Linked DNA regions of Homo sapiens: region 1 is linked to region 2. The links are chromatin contacts, found by Hi-C or POLR2A ChIA-PET in ENCODE. All regions are on one chromosome and are shown on one strand. Each heading gives the region's core, a stretch centred on a gene start or an enhancer-like site at or near the end of the contact. The rest is flanking DNA. Distances are from core to core; before and after follow the strand shown. Region 1 holds the start of TENT5A (terminal nucleotidyltransferase 5A). Region 2 holds the start of SLC17A5 (solute carrier family 17 member 5).

Region 1 (3,504 bases), core at 477-2,976, 8.1 Mb before region 2:
AGATTACGTGAAATGTCATTCTTAAATCTTCAGCACTTAGCCTGTTGCCTGGCACGTAACAGGTCACTAAATGCTCTCTCTATACACATGCTCACACAAGAATATGCATATGTATATATATGTATAAAATGCCTGGTTAAGATAGATTCATGCGCCGATGGCTGGTCAGAGGAACACATGGGTGTGCTCTGAAGGAAGCGATGGCCCTATGCGGACAGGGTAGTTGTCCTAGAGTCCCCAGGCGCACCTCAGTGCTTAGGCGCAGCGCTGAGGGGATGGCCTCTGCCACAGAGACAGTCGGATTTCTCCATTTTGGGACGCAGCTCGGCAGGGCACCGGGAGGGGGCGGCGTTGTCACGCAGCTGGATGCTCCACGGGTGACACCCCCGCACCCTACCCCTCACCCCCGAGCCGCGCAGCTTGAGTGACTAGGCCGGGGCTCCCCCAGTTAGGAGGTGCGGGCTGTTTTTCCTCCCAGTCTGGGCGGGCAGGGCTGAGCAGGGTTTGGGGAGTATTCTGTGACCCTGGCATTCTCCCCTCTGCCCCACCTCAGCCCCCGGCAGCGTCTAGGCGCTGGGAAAGCTGCTCCGGGTTAGTTGATGGAGGCAGCGAGCTGCCGAAGAGACGGCCACAGCTTTCTAGCAAAGAGTGGTGGTGGCGCGAGTGAGCGTGCGTAGAATTAGCTCTGCCGAAGTCACCGAAGCTGGAGGAGAGAATTCATTTTATTCTTGAAACTCCTACTTTTACGTCTCGTGGAAAACCAAATCGTATTCCACTGACACTATGATGCACTTAAAATGGCCAAACTTTAGGGGGCCGCGAGGAACGCGCTTCGCCGCCTCCAATTTTGTCAGAGAACTCGCAGCAAAGGCACCGGACACCTAGCGGCCCTTTCCCTGGACTCCGGGGCAGCACGCACTCCCCGGGCGCGCTCTCTGCGCCCACTCGGCCCGCCCAGTCCTCGGCCATTGGCTGCTCGCCCGCGTCTGCTCCGTGACGCGCCCTGACCCCCGCGAAGTACTGGCCCCTTGGAGCCACTCGTGCGCAGGAGCCGCGCACGCCCGAGGCCCGTGGTGCCGCCCCCGCGCCTTCTCGGGCTCGCCCAGAGCTCCCCGGCGCGCTTCCCGAGGTTTCGAGAATCGAAACCCAGTTATCAACAAGCCCTTCCCACTCACGCGCCGTGACTGATTTGCGTGCAAGAGTGGACTCATGAGTCCACACTTGGATCGGGTTTATCAATGGAGTAAATGGTCTACCTAAAAACCGAGGTTTAAAAGAGCGGTCGTGAGGAACCTCCGGAGCCCAACCGTGATGATCTAAAGACGGGCTGAGTCCGCGAGAATTTTGGGAAGTTTCTGCAGTTGCAGGATTTTAGTCGTGATCTGGTTTTGATGACCACTTATGATTCCTGGGGCATTTAAAGTGTCTCCTCCTGGGGAAAATGAAAAGAGATTTGTGGGAGGGGGCGTACATAAATTAAATGTATGTATAAATACACGCATCTACGGGCGCACACAGTATCCGCACATACAGCCCAGGACCTCACGCTCACCGGCAGTCGTCCCGCACTAACTGCTGGGCTAGTCAGCTGCGTGCCCTGCGGGCGGGGGAGGGCAGAGGGGGCGGCGCCCTATGCAGATGAGGAGGGTGTGGCGAACGTGCCGCTCTGGGCCCCGGAAGCGCAGAGAAGCCCGGTATAAAAAAAGTACTGAAGACATTTTCCCCGCACAACTGCTAAAGCTCCAGAGACACGAGCGTGTGTGGCAGCAAGAGCCGCCAGTTCGGGACCACCGCAGCTGGGGTGGCAGCGGCGCAGGAGGGGTCGCGGGGAGGGAGTGGTGAGCGCAGGCGGCAGGGGTCTGGGAAAGACGAAGTCGCTATTTGCTGTCTGAGCGCGCTCGCAGCTCCTGGAAGTGTTGCCGCCTCTCGGTTTCGCTCTCGCTCGCTGCGCTCCTAGAAGGGGCGGCCGCCTCCAGGTGACACAGACGGGACTCTCGCTTGCGCTTTCCAGATGCATCAGAGATACTTTTGGTGCGGGGCTGCTCTGCGGGGCGCGGTGCGCGGCTGGGGACTGTAAGGGCCGGGGGAGGGAGTCTCCGAGGAGGCCCGGGGTCAGGGAACTATCGGGGGAGGGGGCGCTCTTTTCCTGGCGGGCCTCTGCTCTCCGCCGCCGCGCGTGCTCTCCGCCGCCGCGCGTCCTCACCGCGCTCCTTTCCCTTTCTTTTTAGGACTGACCAGGGCCAAGTGGCGCTCGGCGGGCACTACATGGCGGAGGGTGAAGGGTACTTCGCCATGTCTGAGGACGAGCTGGCCTGCAGCCCCTACATCCCCCTAGGCGGCGACTTCGGCGGCGGCGACTTCGGCGGCGGCGACTTCGGCGGCGGCGACTTCGGCGGTGGCGGCAGCTTCGGTGGGCATTGCTTGGACTATTGCGAAAGCCCTACGGCGCACTGCAATGTGCTGAACTGGGAGCAAGTGCAGCGGCTGGACGGCATCCTGAGCGAGACCATTCCGATTCACGGGCGCGGCAACTTCCCCACGCTCGAGCTGCAGCCGAGCCTGATCGTGAAGGTGGTGCGGCGGCGCCTGGCCGAGAAGCGCATTGGCGTCCGCGACGTGCGCCTCAACGGCTCGGCAGCCAGCCATGTCCTGCACCAGGACAGCGGCCTGGGCTACAAGGACCTGGACCTCATCTTCTGCGCCGACCTGCGCGGGGAAGGGGAGTTTCAGACTGTGAAGGACGTCGTGCTGGACTGCCTGTTGGACTTCTTACCCGAGGGGGTGAACAAAGAGAAGATCACACCACTCACGCTCAAGGTAACACCACCCGAGATGCACTTGGGTCCTGACCCAGTCTGGGCCGGGTGTGACGGGGAGCGGGCAGAGGGGCATCGGTTAAATGCCATGAATCTGTGGCCATCACGAGTTTGGGCGCGCGTTATTTCTTTGATTTTTGATTTTTTAAACCAGTAAACTGACGTGCGTGGACGGTGTTGAGTGTTTCAGTTTACTTGATGCTTTGGCGCTACAACTCTTCTCCCAGGTCCTCCTCTGCCCTCTCTTCTCTTCTTTCTCCTTATGTTTTAACTCTTGGCTTTCCCTGTTGGAGTCTTGTCCAGAGTAGATTCTGATACTTGGCAGAATGAAATGATGTAAATAATTTTTGAGTCATTATATTTGAGTCTAGCCTTTGGGAAAATAACAGCCTGAAGCAGAAGTGAGTCAATGAGTTTTTTATTGTACTGGAAAAGGTGAATAGATTTCACAGCGGCATTCAGCTGACTACGTGTTAAAGGTCTATCTGGTGGTTCTTCGTGCTGGTTCATATGTTAAGGGTATAGTGGCACCCCCTCCCCACCCTCCACTTTAGTTCAAGACGGGTTTTATATGATTAGTTAAAATTGTCTGAGGAGGCAGGCTCCTGGAATGTCATAATTTAGTTTATATTTGATTGTAACTGCAGGGTGCCCCTGGAGGGACACACAAGATACTGATAACATTGAT
Region 2 (3,662 bases), core at 1,124-3,623:
TCGCTTGAACCTGGGAGGTGGAGGCTGCAGTGAGCCGAGATCGTGCCACTGCACTCTAGCCTGGACGACAGAGCGTGACCTCGTCTCAAAAAAAAATTCGACAACCCAAATTAAGACACTTTCTACAAAACCTACCAGTACTCTACAAAACTGTCAAGGTCAGCAAAAGCAATGAAAGTCAGGAACTGTCGATCTAGAGGAGCCTAAGGAGACATGTAATGTGGCATCCTGGATGAGATCCTGGGACCGAAAAAGGATATTAGGTAAAAATTAAAGAAACGCAAATTAAGTATGAACTTCAGTTAATAATTATCTATACTGGCTCGTTAGTTATGATATATGCATGATACTAATGTAAGATCTTAATAATAGGTCAAACTAAGCAAAGGGTATGGAGAACTCACTGTACTATCTTTGCAACGTTTATGTAAACCTAAAATTTCTAAAATAAAAAATATTAAAAAAAAGAATTCCTCTGGTTTGAAGTCTTTCAAGTCTGTTGCAACTATATTCCCTGGCCCAAGTTATCTATAACCTTGGTCATCTGGGAGCTTGTTAGCAATACAGAATCTCAGGCACATCCCAGATGTACTGGGCTTCTCAGAGAAACAGCCCCAATTGGGTAGTTTGGGTAATAAAGTTTTGGCTTTCACAATATAGGCTGGCCAACTCGACCCAAAACAGATGATGGTGCACATGCCTGGAGACCCAGGAGGACCTGTGGTGCAGATGAAGTCTGAGGACACTCTGCTGGAGAAGTCTCCCTTGCTTGGGCAAGAGAAGTGGGGGAGTCGGATTTTTTATTCTAGATAGGCCTTCAACTGATTGAAGGAAGCCCACCCAGATTATGGAAGGCAGCCATCTTTACCCAGAGTTCAATGATTTTAGTGTTAACCTCATCCAAAGACAACCAGCAAGTTAACACATAAAATTAACCATCACACCAGATCTGCTGAATCTGAATCTACATTTTAAAAGGATTTGCCAGGTGACTCTGCATAATCCAGTTTGAAAATTGCATTTTTCTACAACCCTTAGAGAGTGTAAAAATCTACATGGTAATTCAGTAACTCAGAAACAAGGCTTGATTTGCTGCTTTAACTTGAGAACTTTTCTAGCATTTACTGATCTGGAGGTAGGGATGCCTACAGAAATCCTCGCCCTCCCTTCTAGGTAAAGGACCCTCCCCTTTGTTCTCACGTGAACCTCACTAAGCTTCTAACCTGGTTTACTGAATTAGTGGCTTGTGGGTCTTCCCTGTCTACACCAAACTCTCCGAGAGCATCTACATCTTATTTTCTACCTCCACAGAGACAGCCTTTATTGGCGGATCCAGATCTGCCCTGCCAAGGCAAGCTGGGTTTTCCTAGTTTCACTTTCAGAGTCCGCAAATGCTAGCACAATCTATCCAAATTCTATCGTGGAGATAAAGCATGCACACATACATCAGAGGATTCCATAGGTCGAACCATATGAAACTACCTATGTTGATTACTTTTACCTATAAAACCAGCAACATCATAGGACTCAACAAATTTCCATTGCTGTTTTTCCGCCTAAAAGCTATTTTAGGACCAGGAGCAGTGGCTCACGCCTGTAATCCCAGCACTTTGGGAGGCCGAGGAGGATTGCTTGAGCCCAGGAGTTCGAAACCAGCTTGGGCAATATAATAAGACCAAGCCTCTACAAAAATAAAAAGTAGAAACAAAATTAGCCAGATGTGGTGGCATGCTCCTGTAGTCCCAGCTACTTGGGGGAGCTGAAGAGAATCGCTTGAGTCCAGGAGTTGGAGGTTGCAGTGAGCTGCGATTGCGCCACTGCATTCCAGCTTGGGCAACAGAGCAAGACCCTGCCTGGGAGAAAAAAAAAAAAAAAAAAAAGCTATTTTAGGGACAATATGCCGCCACAGTCACGAGGTAAATATGCCGCCACAGTCACGAGGTAGATCGTACAAAGGTTGCTAACAGTATGGCAACTGACCGCTAACAAGCGAATGTCAAGTTGTGAAATGCACACCACCCACTTCCCTAGTTCGGTCGAAGCCCTCCCCTTAATTATGTGCAATTCAAGTCCCCACTGCCCGCCCGCAAGCCCCCACTCATCCTCGCTGCGGGCAGGGTGGCCCCTGCACTTTACAAGGGGGTGCAGGAGCGGGAGACGGTCGTCCGAACACCGGCTCCCCGGCATGCGTAGACCGGCGGGCGGAGCGGGCTCACTTTGCGCCAATCCTACGAGAACTCCCAGAACTCCGCTTCCCTAGTCCAACCCAAGCCAGAGTTGCCCACACCTAAGATGGCGGCGGGGGCGGAGTCGGCGCGGCCGCCTCTGGGCGGGACCGCGGGGACTAGACGTGGCCGCGGGGCGGTGTCATCGCCCCCGCCCCGCCCGGTCCAGCCAGCTCGGCCCGGGGGCTTCGGGCTGTCGGGCCGGCGCTCCCTTCTCTGCCAGGTGGCGAGTACACCTGCTCACGTAGGCGTCATGAGGTCTCCGGTTCGAGACCTGGCCCGGAACGATGGCGAGGAGAGCACGGACCGCACGCCTCTTCTACCGGGCGCCCCACGGGCCGAAGCCGGTAAGCGGCGGGGTCGTCCAGGGGCTTCGAGTGGGCAGCGGTACCGGGGGCGGCGGTCTCTGGGCCGGCATGGCCCGGGTACCCGCACCCTGCGCCGGCGGGACCGGAGCTGCTCAGGCGCGAGGGGACATTAAGAGGGGAGCCCGTTCAGAGTGCCGCTCAGTCCCGCCTGCCTCGGTGCGCAGAAGCCCCTCGGGAACCCCGGGGGCCGCGACCGTGATCGCGGAGCCGAGCCGGGGCCTCGGCAGGTGCAGCCCCACCGGGCGGGGGCGGGGGCGGGGGCGGGGGCGGGGGAGCGGCGGTGCAGCCGGCGCTGAGCTGGTGGTTATTTTGGGTAGTGCTGAGCAAGGGACCCAGTGGAAGAACGAACTGGGAGAGAATCATCAAATGAATGGGCTAAGGTCCGAGCGGAGGACCCCGGTGTAAGAGCAAACTGGAGGAGAAACCTGCAGATCAGTAGGCAGAGGGCTGTCCTTCCCTGTCACCGCTAGGTTTCCGCCACTGCGTATCCGCCAGCATGTGACCTGGTAGCTTCTTAGGCGGGGAGGGAAGACAAAAAAGGACTGGAGTTAACATTTGTGAGTATGCAGAGGGCAACTATTGTATAACCCAGCTGATATCTTGACATTGTGCAGTAAGAGACTAAAAACATCGAGGACATTTTTTTTCCGTCTGGCAGTCTATGATTTAAGTTAGGAAAAGGTTCAGTTATCCTCAAGATACCTATGGAGTTCTAAAGTAATTTGCCAAAGGTCTTGGAACAAATCGAAAAGCAGGTACGTCATAAAGCATCTTCCCTGAATTTGAGAAAATTAAAATATTTTGCTATTTGACACTTTTGTAATATAGTTTATTTAAAAGTAACGAAAACTAAAGAACAAATCAGTTTGAATGCATTCTATAGTTTCAAAGATCTGTGCGTGAGAAAGAGTTGTGTTGGAAATTTGACTTTGGCTAACCCAGAATTGTATAGTTTCTATATTTTTATTTGTTTTTAATGTTACCAGATGGTGGCAGTAGAGGTGGCAACCTTATAGCTCCATCTGGCAGCCGGGAGCTTATTTTAGTCAACACAAACTGTAAATACCAT

What was found. A loop is a pair of places that touch in the nucleus more often than their neighbours do. ChIA-PET counts read pairs that join two places held with the same protein, here RNA polymerase II (POLR2A). Pooled maps may share reads with other maps.
Region 1: a loop to region 2 is called in a pooled map, with 8 times the contacts of the local background. The contact joins the promoter of TENT5A here to the promoter of SLC17A5 in region 2. A Hi-C loop is called at or near these places in 3 of 50 pooled maps. POLR2A ChIA-PET finds 5 or more read pairs at or near these places in 2 of 52 experiments (B cell and naive thymus-derived CD4-positive, alpha-beta T cell).

What each region holds. Positions count from the first base shown.
Region 1 is chr6:81,750,903-81,754,406 of GRCh38, reverse strand. It overlaps TENT5A (terminal nucleotidyltransferase 5A), which reads left to right and starts at 1,726. Exons shown (of 3, transcript NM_017633.3): 1 at 1,726-1,976; 2 at 2,229-2,817. The coding sequence starts at 2,266. RefSeq lists enhancers at 655-704, 1,565-2,065 and a silencer at 1,525-1,654.
Region 2 is chr6:73,652,703-73,656,364 of GRCh38, reverse strand. SLC17A5 (solute carrier family 17 member 5) reads left to right here and starts at 2,373. Exons shown (of 11, transcript NM_012434.5): 1 at 2,373-2,572. The coding sequence starts at 2,479. RefSeq lists an enhancer at 1,169-1,258 and a silencer at 2,258-2,927.